2 separate regions of the Mus musculus genome follow, and region 1 is linked to region 2. The links are chromatin contacts, found by Hi-C in ENCODE. All regions are on one chromosome and are shown on one strand. The core of a region is the stretch at or near the end of the contact, and the rest is flanking DNA. Distances in the headings are between cores, read along the strand shown. Region 1 overlaps Gabrb2 (gamma-aminobutyric acid (GABA) A receptor, subunit beta 2). Region 2 holds the start of Gabrb2 (gamma-aminobutyric acid (GABA) A receptor, subunit beta 2).

Region 1 (4,305 bases), core at 835-3,334, 190 kb before region 2:
AAGGAGAAATTCCTGTCTGTATTCTTGGTCAAATTTTGAAATCTTTCAAATCAAAAGAACCCAGGTTCAAATGACATGTTAGTCTCTTATGTTATGAATTATCAAATGAGTTTCTTGGATCAAAACTGTATTTTCTGGGACTAAAGGGTTTGTAGAGCAAGTGTACAAGCTTATGTTTTTGTGGTCATGTGAATTTTGGGGGGAGTTTGCTAAAATTTACCTTGTCAGGCAATCAGAAATTCTGACCTAATAAGCTAGAAGTAGAGCTAAGAGTTACTTATTAGCATACTGGTGATTAAAATGTTGTTTCCTAAAGATGACCCTCTATGTAGTTGTGTTTTGGGGCACTGGATAACAGAAAATGATTCAAGTAGAAGTCAGTTTGACTGACTTCTGAGTTTGCACACTCTTGGTGAGTATTAGCTTTTAAGAGATATCAATATTTGAGACTCTGATAATTTGAGCATTTCTACAGAGTGGTCCAAGCTGAGGGTAGAATGGTTTCTATTCAGTCAGAATGCTGTCCTGTGTAGTCACTTCTGTCAGAGGCATTTTTTTTTTACTTTGATAAAGAGTTTAAGATGCCATGCAGATAAAATTATTATGCACTTTTAACTCATAGACTAGAAGACAGTGCTATGAAGGGGGTAATCTAATTGTTGTGTGACCTTGGGCTGGTCACTTCTGTTTATGGATTAGTCTTTATGCTAATAATGACAAGATCCTTCAGCTGTCTCCCTAGAGTGAAATGCTGTTCTTACATGCTTGGTACATTCAGCCAAGTTGGACAAAGGAGCAACTTAATTTTTCATTTTCTTTTTAGAATTAAAATTTACATTTTGCTCTGTAATATTTTTCATGAGCATATATCTGAATGCTGCATCTCCTTCCTGTGAAATTGAATGGCACACATTATCTGTGTACTCAATGAACTCATGTAGAGTACATTCTGAGTTCCAGTGCTATTAGAATCATCTTACAGGAGCCATCGGGAAAGCTCAGTAGACCCAATGAGAGCACTGAGTTCAAAAGCAAATCTTTAACACCATAAAACATTCTCAACTTTGTTCTCCTGTTCTTCCACAAAGTCACAGTGACCACTTGCAAACACCAACTGCTCTTCCAAGAACTTTCTACCCAGTATAATTCTCAAGATCACAGTCTCACAGTAGAGCTATAAGGCTTTCAGTGCCAGTGGGGTTTTGAAGCACTCCCAGCTTCCACTCCATGCACACACTGCAAAATTCAAGTCTTGGGGCTTGAGCTTATGGGCTGTCTCCAATCCAAGATGAAGCTATATTCATCAATCTAGAACTCTCTGTGCCTTTAAGCCATCAAAATAGAGAATGCCATTCTCTAGGAGCAATCATTTGGTAAATATTTAGTGAACAATCATCACATTCATGATGCTTTCTCCAAATCTGTATTCTTTGTGAGAGATTCCATGCTAGCCTGAGAAAGGCTATTAGGAGATGAACAAAGTGTAGCTGAGAGCTTGTTATTGGGGAATAAAACTCATGTGTTTGGTTTCAGTAGGCTGGTTTCTCAAATAATCCCTGAGATTTAATAGAAGTTTATCTGAGTAGAGAACTGTGAAAAATAGAGACTATGAAGGTGCGAGGTGTAGGGGCAATAGAAGGAAGCTAGATAATGAGTAATATTTGTAGATAGAAGGATGGATCTCGAATACTCTACACCACAGGATCTGAACAATTTATGATCACCTTGTATACTGTAGGAAGAACAAAAAGAGAAGGACCAAAAGGCTTCTATAATTAAATTATAAAAAATACTAAAATATTAATTAACTAAACAGGAATTATTTTAACCTAGGCAGAACCCATTGTATACATAAATTGTATTCTTCATAAGTATAGACAAGAACAATAATCCTATTTCTGGCTTAAGGAAATGTAAAATACTCCATGAACTAAGGTTTGCATGTGGGGACTTGATATTACAGTGTGCTCTTCAGGATGCAGCTGAGAAGGGCTGGCTTCACCCTCTCTGACTCAGATTTTCAGCCCCAACTCCTCTTTAAGCAGTCACCACAGGTCTCCTTTCACTCAGGGGAGGAGGCCTGCTGGAGTTTGTCCAACTTCCAGAAATATTTGCAGTCAGAGCTGGTAGAAGTGTTGTGAGGAAAACAGACAGCTTGTTTATCGTCAAGGGAGATTTCAAAAATCATGTCAGGGCCCAGTTTTGTTAGGTCTCCCTAGATACTCTTTGCCAAAATTAAATAAGTATCAAGCTATCTGGCATACTCTTTGCAGCAGAGGCTGTAACAATCCTGAATTTCCTTAGGAACACGAAAAGGAACTTGCTGGAAATATTGTATTTTTGTTTTGAAATACTTTAATATTATTAGGAAGGTGGTTAATAAAAATTTGATGCCAGCTCTTGATTCCTAGAACTGCTCATGGAAAAAACACTTTCTTTCCTCTCTTTTATTTAATAAATATTTTCTAATCCAGAGTTTTCTCAGGAAAAATTCCCTTTTGATGATAGAAACTTTACCTCATTTTCTAGAATCTGAAATTCTATAAATATAAAATAAATACTGCAAAAAATATTCACCCATTGATAAATGCATGTATAAGTAAGAATGAGAAAGCAATTATTCCTATTATGTGTGTACCATTATAACTCCAATAGCTTGACAGGGCTGATATTTGTTTATAAATTGCAGATGATCTCCAAATCTTTACTTCATTTGGAGATCTAATTAATCTCCAGTTTAAGTTATTTTTCATTTATAGCCAAGAATAAATGCTAAAGCTTTATGAACAGTCTTTGCTATTCAATGCTTATTCTCTGCCATTGATTTTCATTATTGAAGTGGATCTATAGTTTGCTGCATAGAGTTTTAATAGGGGATTGCCATCACTTATTTGTAGTGCACATCTAAATCACTTGAAGGGTTCCTTCCTGCTATGTCCAACAAGAATTCTAGTATCGCTAAAGGTAACTACATTTCAATGTTTGAAAGGATTTATTGCGAAAAGTTTATGGGCTAGGCTATTTTTTTTAGTCAGGGTTACCTTTTAATATCTTCCTCACTAGTTTCAGCTAACACAAATATAGCATTCTTTGCACACTTATTTGTAGTTTCTAGAAAGATCACTTTGCTTTCAGATTTGTGTGTGTGTGTGTGTGTGTGAGTTTGTACATGTGTATGTGTGTGGGTGCATGCTTGTCTGAGGTGATTTGAGGACAAGTTGTGGAAATCATTTCTCCTTGGATCACACGGATCTTGGCATTAAACTGAACTAATCAGCCTTAGCTACAGTACCTGAATCCACTAAGCCCTGTTTCTCTCTTTATTCTAAACTTGCTCCCTTTTCTCATCTTTCCCCCCTCTATTATAATATTTATAGAATATCTTTTTATTAAAGTGAATCTCGAGATGTAACTTTTCTCAGTCAGAACTGTTTTTTTTTTTTTTTTTTTTTTTTTTTTTTTTTTTTTTTTTTTTGTCCAGGGTTTCTATGCTGTTTCCTTGTATGCATTCCTCATCTTGATCCAAATGTTGCTATTGGGCTTTCTTGTTGGCCTATCTACATCTTGGGTAGATTTCTCTGAACTCTGCTTACATTAACTCTGACTTTGTTTGAACAACTTTGCTGTACATAGCTTCATTTTATAAGTATTATTTTTATTGTTTGTTTTACTTTTCAATTTCTGGTTTATTCTTTAGGACATTTGAGACAGAGAGAAGATAAAGTAAATTTAGAATCATTTAATACATCCATCTCTCTAATACTTAATTGGGCATAGAAAAACATGTTGTTGTTTATTTGTTTGTTTCTCATTTTGGAGATGAAATGCACATATGATACACTCTTATATGGTGCCAGTATCTGAGCAAACTACATACAGACCAGTATAGACAGTGACATGTAAATAGATATTGTTTAACTCTAGACAAAAAAAAAATAGTGACATGTAAATAGATATTGTTTAACTCTAGACAAAAAAAATTCCATTTTCTGTATTAAGAGGTAACAGTGTTCAAGCATGCCAACAATATAAGGCTTATTTTATAGTTGTTTATAGTAGACACACCTCAGGAACAACTTACACATCTAAGGAAACATGCATATTGAATACATGTGTAGTTAATTACGATTTTGGCATTCAGAAAACATTGCCATTTATTTGATTCATATTTGAAAAATGAAAACTAGCAAACCATTCAATGATAGCACATTACAAATCTATATAAAACACTAAGCATGATCCAAGGCAGTGTTAATAATGGTTATGTCTGCATGTGGGAATACAGGTGTTTTCCATTATTTAAAA
Region 2 (4,049 bases), core at 852-3,351:
GAATGTGTGAGATACTTTACTCACTCTGTATTGGATCCAAATTGGGAAAAGTGCAAAAAACCAGCAGTTGTTTTGTAATTACACATGCCATGAATTCCAGAGCAATATACTATTCTCCTGTCCCCACATTATACACATATTCAAACATACTCCACCCCCCCCAGCAACTGCACAGCCCCCACACAGTCCCCATTATAGAGACGTATCTATGAGCATTAATACTCACCATATTGACCTCAGAAACCATATCAATGCTGGCAATATCAATGTTCATTCCTACGGCCACAGGGGGACCTGCAAACCAAGATGGTCAGCCATGTGACTTCTCAGAACTTAGTCATTCATACGAAGAGTTGTCACTGGGAACTCTAAAGAAACCCCCTCTGTAGAGCTAATCCATATATTCATTACTTTCCCATATCTTTGCAGTATGAATGTGGGGATACTCTTCTAGGAATATGCACACATGTGCTGGTCAGACAATGTTGCCAGCTCTGTCTACACATGTTGATGTCTCAGCATGTGAATTCCTACAACTCACAGAGCCCTAGGGATTCGTGTAGATTGCATTGAAACCCCCTCTTTTTTTCCCCACCCACTTCTGTGTGTAGGTTTTAACTCTTTAATTCCATTAAGAGTCTGAGCAAAATTAAATGGCCACACTAGCATATCTGGGGCTCCAGGGAGAGATGCCCCTTTTTCCTCTGCTATCTTTATTCTCAATTCCCCAGAACCCCTTCTCCCCTATGCCATTCGCATATAGGGCTGGGTGGAATCCCGACATGAGCCACTTTAAACCATGGCCAGAACTCTTCTAAAGTAGATGGGCACAGAGAGTTGAAGCCACCTCTCAGCCAACCGCCTGCACACTGTGTCCTCAAAAATACTCACATTATAAGACATCCCCGGCTGGGCACACTGTTAACTAAACTTAAGAGGTTTGTATCTCAAGAAACCTCAGACTGGGAACAAAGATGTATCACGGTGAAGGAGAACGAGAGCGGTTACAAAGTCTGGTCACACTCTAAGGGGGTCTTCTTGAAAGACCTCTCAAGTGCTGGACAGAAACTGGCTTAAGTTTGGATCTGTTTCTCAGCAAGGTAAAATAGGAAAACATTCTATACATCACATGCGCCCACAACTAAGGAGAGGAAAGAGAGTGCACACAAAGCCCAAAAGACAGCTTGGGCTGGAGCTGGGCTGTTTCTTATTTGCAAGGCAATCCCATTACCTCCAAAATCTGGTCTCAGACGAATGTCATAGCCTTTCAACAGTCTGTCCACCGTCTCTTTAACCAGCGACATATTACTAGGGTCATTGACACTAAAGAAAAAAATGACAATAACCAGGAATGAATAAAGAAGACAGCACGGCATCTTCAACAGCCCTGCTCACAGAGAGGTATGCAGACAGAGCCCTGACAAGTGAGAAAGGAAAGGGACACTTACCTCTGAGCACAGACAGCGGCGATTATTAAGGGAAATGACCAAATCCCAAAGTAGCCCCTTTTCCGGACTCTCCACATCCCTTTAGGTTCTGGTGGGATTGAGGGATTCACTGAAGAGAGGAGATCCAACTTAGTCTGCCCAGTGCAGTAATTCTAATGTGGAGCGCATGCGCACGGCGTACCAAAACATCAAAGGGGCAGCGGCGGCTGCCGGGGACCGAGATTTCCTTGTTTAAAAAAATTAAAGGGGAAAAAGGAAAAGAAGCATATATATGTGTAATATGTACATGTTTGAATAATATTAAACTACTACCCCAGAAATGCATCCAGAGTAAAATCTTCGTTGGTTTTTTTTCTTTCTTTCTTTAAGACAAAAGCAACCAGAGCGTCTGGTAAGTTTCTGTTCTAGGAGGTAGTTGCACCTCACGACGTGGTGGGATTTTAGAGAGAGGGAGAGAGAGAGAGAGAGAGAGAGTGTGTGTGTGTGTCCCCTTAAATATTAAAAAGAAAAATAGGAGTAGGGTGTAGGGAGGAAGATTGGTTCCTGAAACCCTTCTCCTCCCGGTCTAAGCCAGTTGAAAGGGGCAAGGAGTTGAACTTTATTTCCTTAAGAATAGCAATCCCCTGCCTGGGACAAGCGGAGGAGGTGGGGGTGGGGTGGGAGCGCTAGGGGTGGGGAGGGGAGCAGTGGGAACCAGAGTCCGAGGAGGAGAAAAAAAACCAATGGGAGGAGTGCTGAGCAAACGTTGGATTTTGAGCGAGGGGGGGTGGGGGTGGGGAGTGGACTGTGAATATGAAAGAATCGGAATGGCTTTGAGAAGAAAGGGGAAGGATACAGGAATCCAAAGATGCTCGTTTTTCCTGGGAGTCAAGGGGCGAGCTTTTTCTTCACTACTCACGAGTGATTTCTTTCTCTTCCTCCTGCTCCCCCTTTGCCCCCTGTTCCCTGGGAAGAAAACCTCGGGGTCCTGGTTTCTGGCGCTGTGACGCTCCTGACCCGCTAGTCCAGCTATTTATAGCAGGAGGGGGAGGGGGCGAGGGGAGCAGTCAGGCAAAGGCTTCTCTGGGTTTGGGTCTGACTCTGCACTAGGAAATTATAAGTGGTCAGGATGAGGTGTGTGTGTGTGACTGAAGAACAAAAGAAGTGGGGGCGTGAGGGACAGAGGGTGACAGGCGTTCCAGCACAGGTGCGGGGCCAAAAGGCATCCAGTGCGAGGGCGGGTTGCGGGGTGGGATGCGCTCCTCTGGCCCCCCACGCCTCGCGGACGCACGCGCACCGCGCGCGCGCGCGCGCGCACACACACACACACACACACACACACACACACACACACACACACAGACACACACGAGACACGTGCATTCACAGTCCTTGCCACCCACCACTCCTTACCTCACCAGCAGGAGCTCGCCGCCCACTACTGTGGCCCAACGGAGCTGCACCACTGCCGCTCTGCTCTGGACAGTTGAAGCTGCACCTCTGCGTCCAAACCCAGTGGTTCACAGAAGACAGGCACAATGAAGGAACCCCGAGACCGTTTGAGCCACCAAATCACCTATCTACACACCACAATTTTCCCTCATCCCTTTCCTAGCCCAAGGGGACCCAAGGCTGCCCCCTTCCCTCCAGCTCCAGGCTCAACACGGACACCAGATCCAGACTCATTTCATAGGAAAAATCATTTCCTCTGCTTGGGGCTCGCTGGAGGAGGGGAGGAGTTGCGGGGGGGGGGGGGGGAAGAGGATGCCGAGAGCACCGGGACTGGGATGCCCTAGAGTCGTGTTCCTCGTTTTATCCTGAAGACAGGGAGGGAGTACAGCAGGTGCATCAACTACCCTGGCACTCTTTGATGAAGAGGTAGAAAGGCAGAACTCAACACTGGGTCCTGGACCCCAGTATCCAACCTAAATCTACTACTGAGCCTTGTCATTTACCGAGAGTCCCTACCATGTGCAGAAAGCCGCGCTTAAAGCAATATTAGCTCAAAGTTGACTCCTTAGTGACCCCATTTTACGGGTTTAGAAACTAGCACATCGATCGGAGGAACATGTCCAAGGTCATTTCTGTGGAGAAGGGTGGAAAGTGAGTTGTGCTTATAAAGCAGTGTTTCTAACCCTTAGACTAGACTACCTCAACTCTTAAAGTTCAGAACCTCACACTCTGCTAGCTCTCTGCTGCCACGCGGGGGACCTCCAAGCGCCCACTGCGCCTGTGGGATGGGAAAGCTCACAGATTACAACAGACTGGTGGTCCAGCAGGTCTCTCTGGTGAGAGCAGAGACCAGATCCCCAGGGATCGCAGCTAGCTTGGTGCTACAAGATTCCAACTGAAGGCTTTTTAGTCTCCACTGTGACCACGTTCAGCTTCCCCTTTTGACCCACATAGTACAAGACACCCCTACCCCCACTTCCATCCCCTTGCGCGCATCTCAGGAAATTAAGAGTTATTATTCTGGGGCAGTTTAGAGAGGTGACTCCAAGGGAACTGTGGAGAAGGGATGGTTGCCAGCAGGAATCTGATAGTTTCCCTAGGGCAGAAGACAAACCAAAGGGAAATAATCTGGGGAAGTTTCTAGGTTAAAGACAGGTAAAACATAGCACC

What was found. Hi-C counts contacts between places; a loop is a spot of excess contacts on that map.
Region 1: a map of left cerebral cortex shows a loop between it and region 2 (3-fold over the local background). The contact joins the enhancer-like site here to the promoter of Gabrb2 in region 2. A Hi-C loop is called at or near these places in 1 of 37 maps with a recorded cell type or tissue (left cerebral cortex).

Annotation. Positions count from the first base shown.
Region 1 is chr11:42,604,228-42,608,532 of GRCm38, reverse strand. The region is part of intron 8 of Gabrb2 (gamma-aminobutyric acid (GABA) A receptor, subunit beta 2); the gene reads right to left. Among named protein-coding and RNA genes, the nearest start is that of Gm34591, 190 kb to the right of the region's middle. Within about 2 kb of position 2,084, at least 1 of the 3 ENCODE cell types and tissues checked has a DNase peak (open chromatin) inside an H3K27ac peak, as active enhancers do; it is left cerebral cortex, where a contact is called at or near this core.
Region 2 is chr11:42,418,826-42,422,874 of GRCm38, reverse strand. Gabrb2 (gamma-aminobutyric acid (GABA) A receptor, subunit beta 2) reads right to left here and starts at 2,101. Exons shown (of 9, transcript NM_001362647.2): 1 at 1,449-2,101; 2 at 1,232-1,323; 3 at 227-294. The coding sequence starts at 1,525. It overlaps Gm34591 (a long non-coding RNA gene), which reads left to right and starts at 1,660. Exons shown (of 3, transcript XR_388590.4): 1 at 1,660-1,839.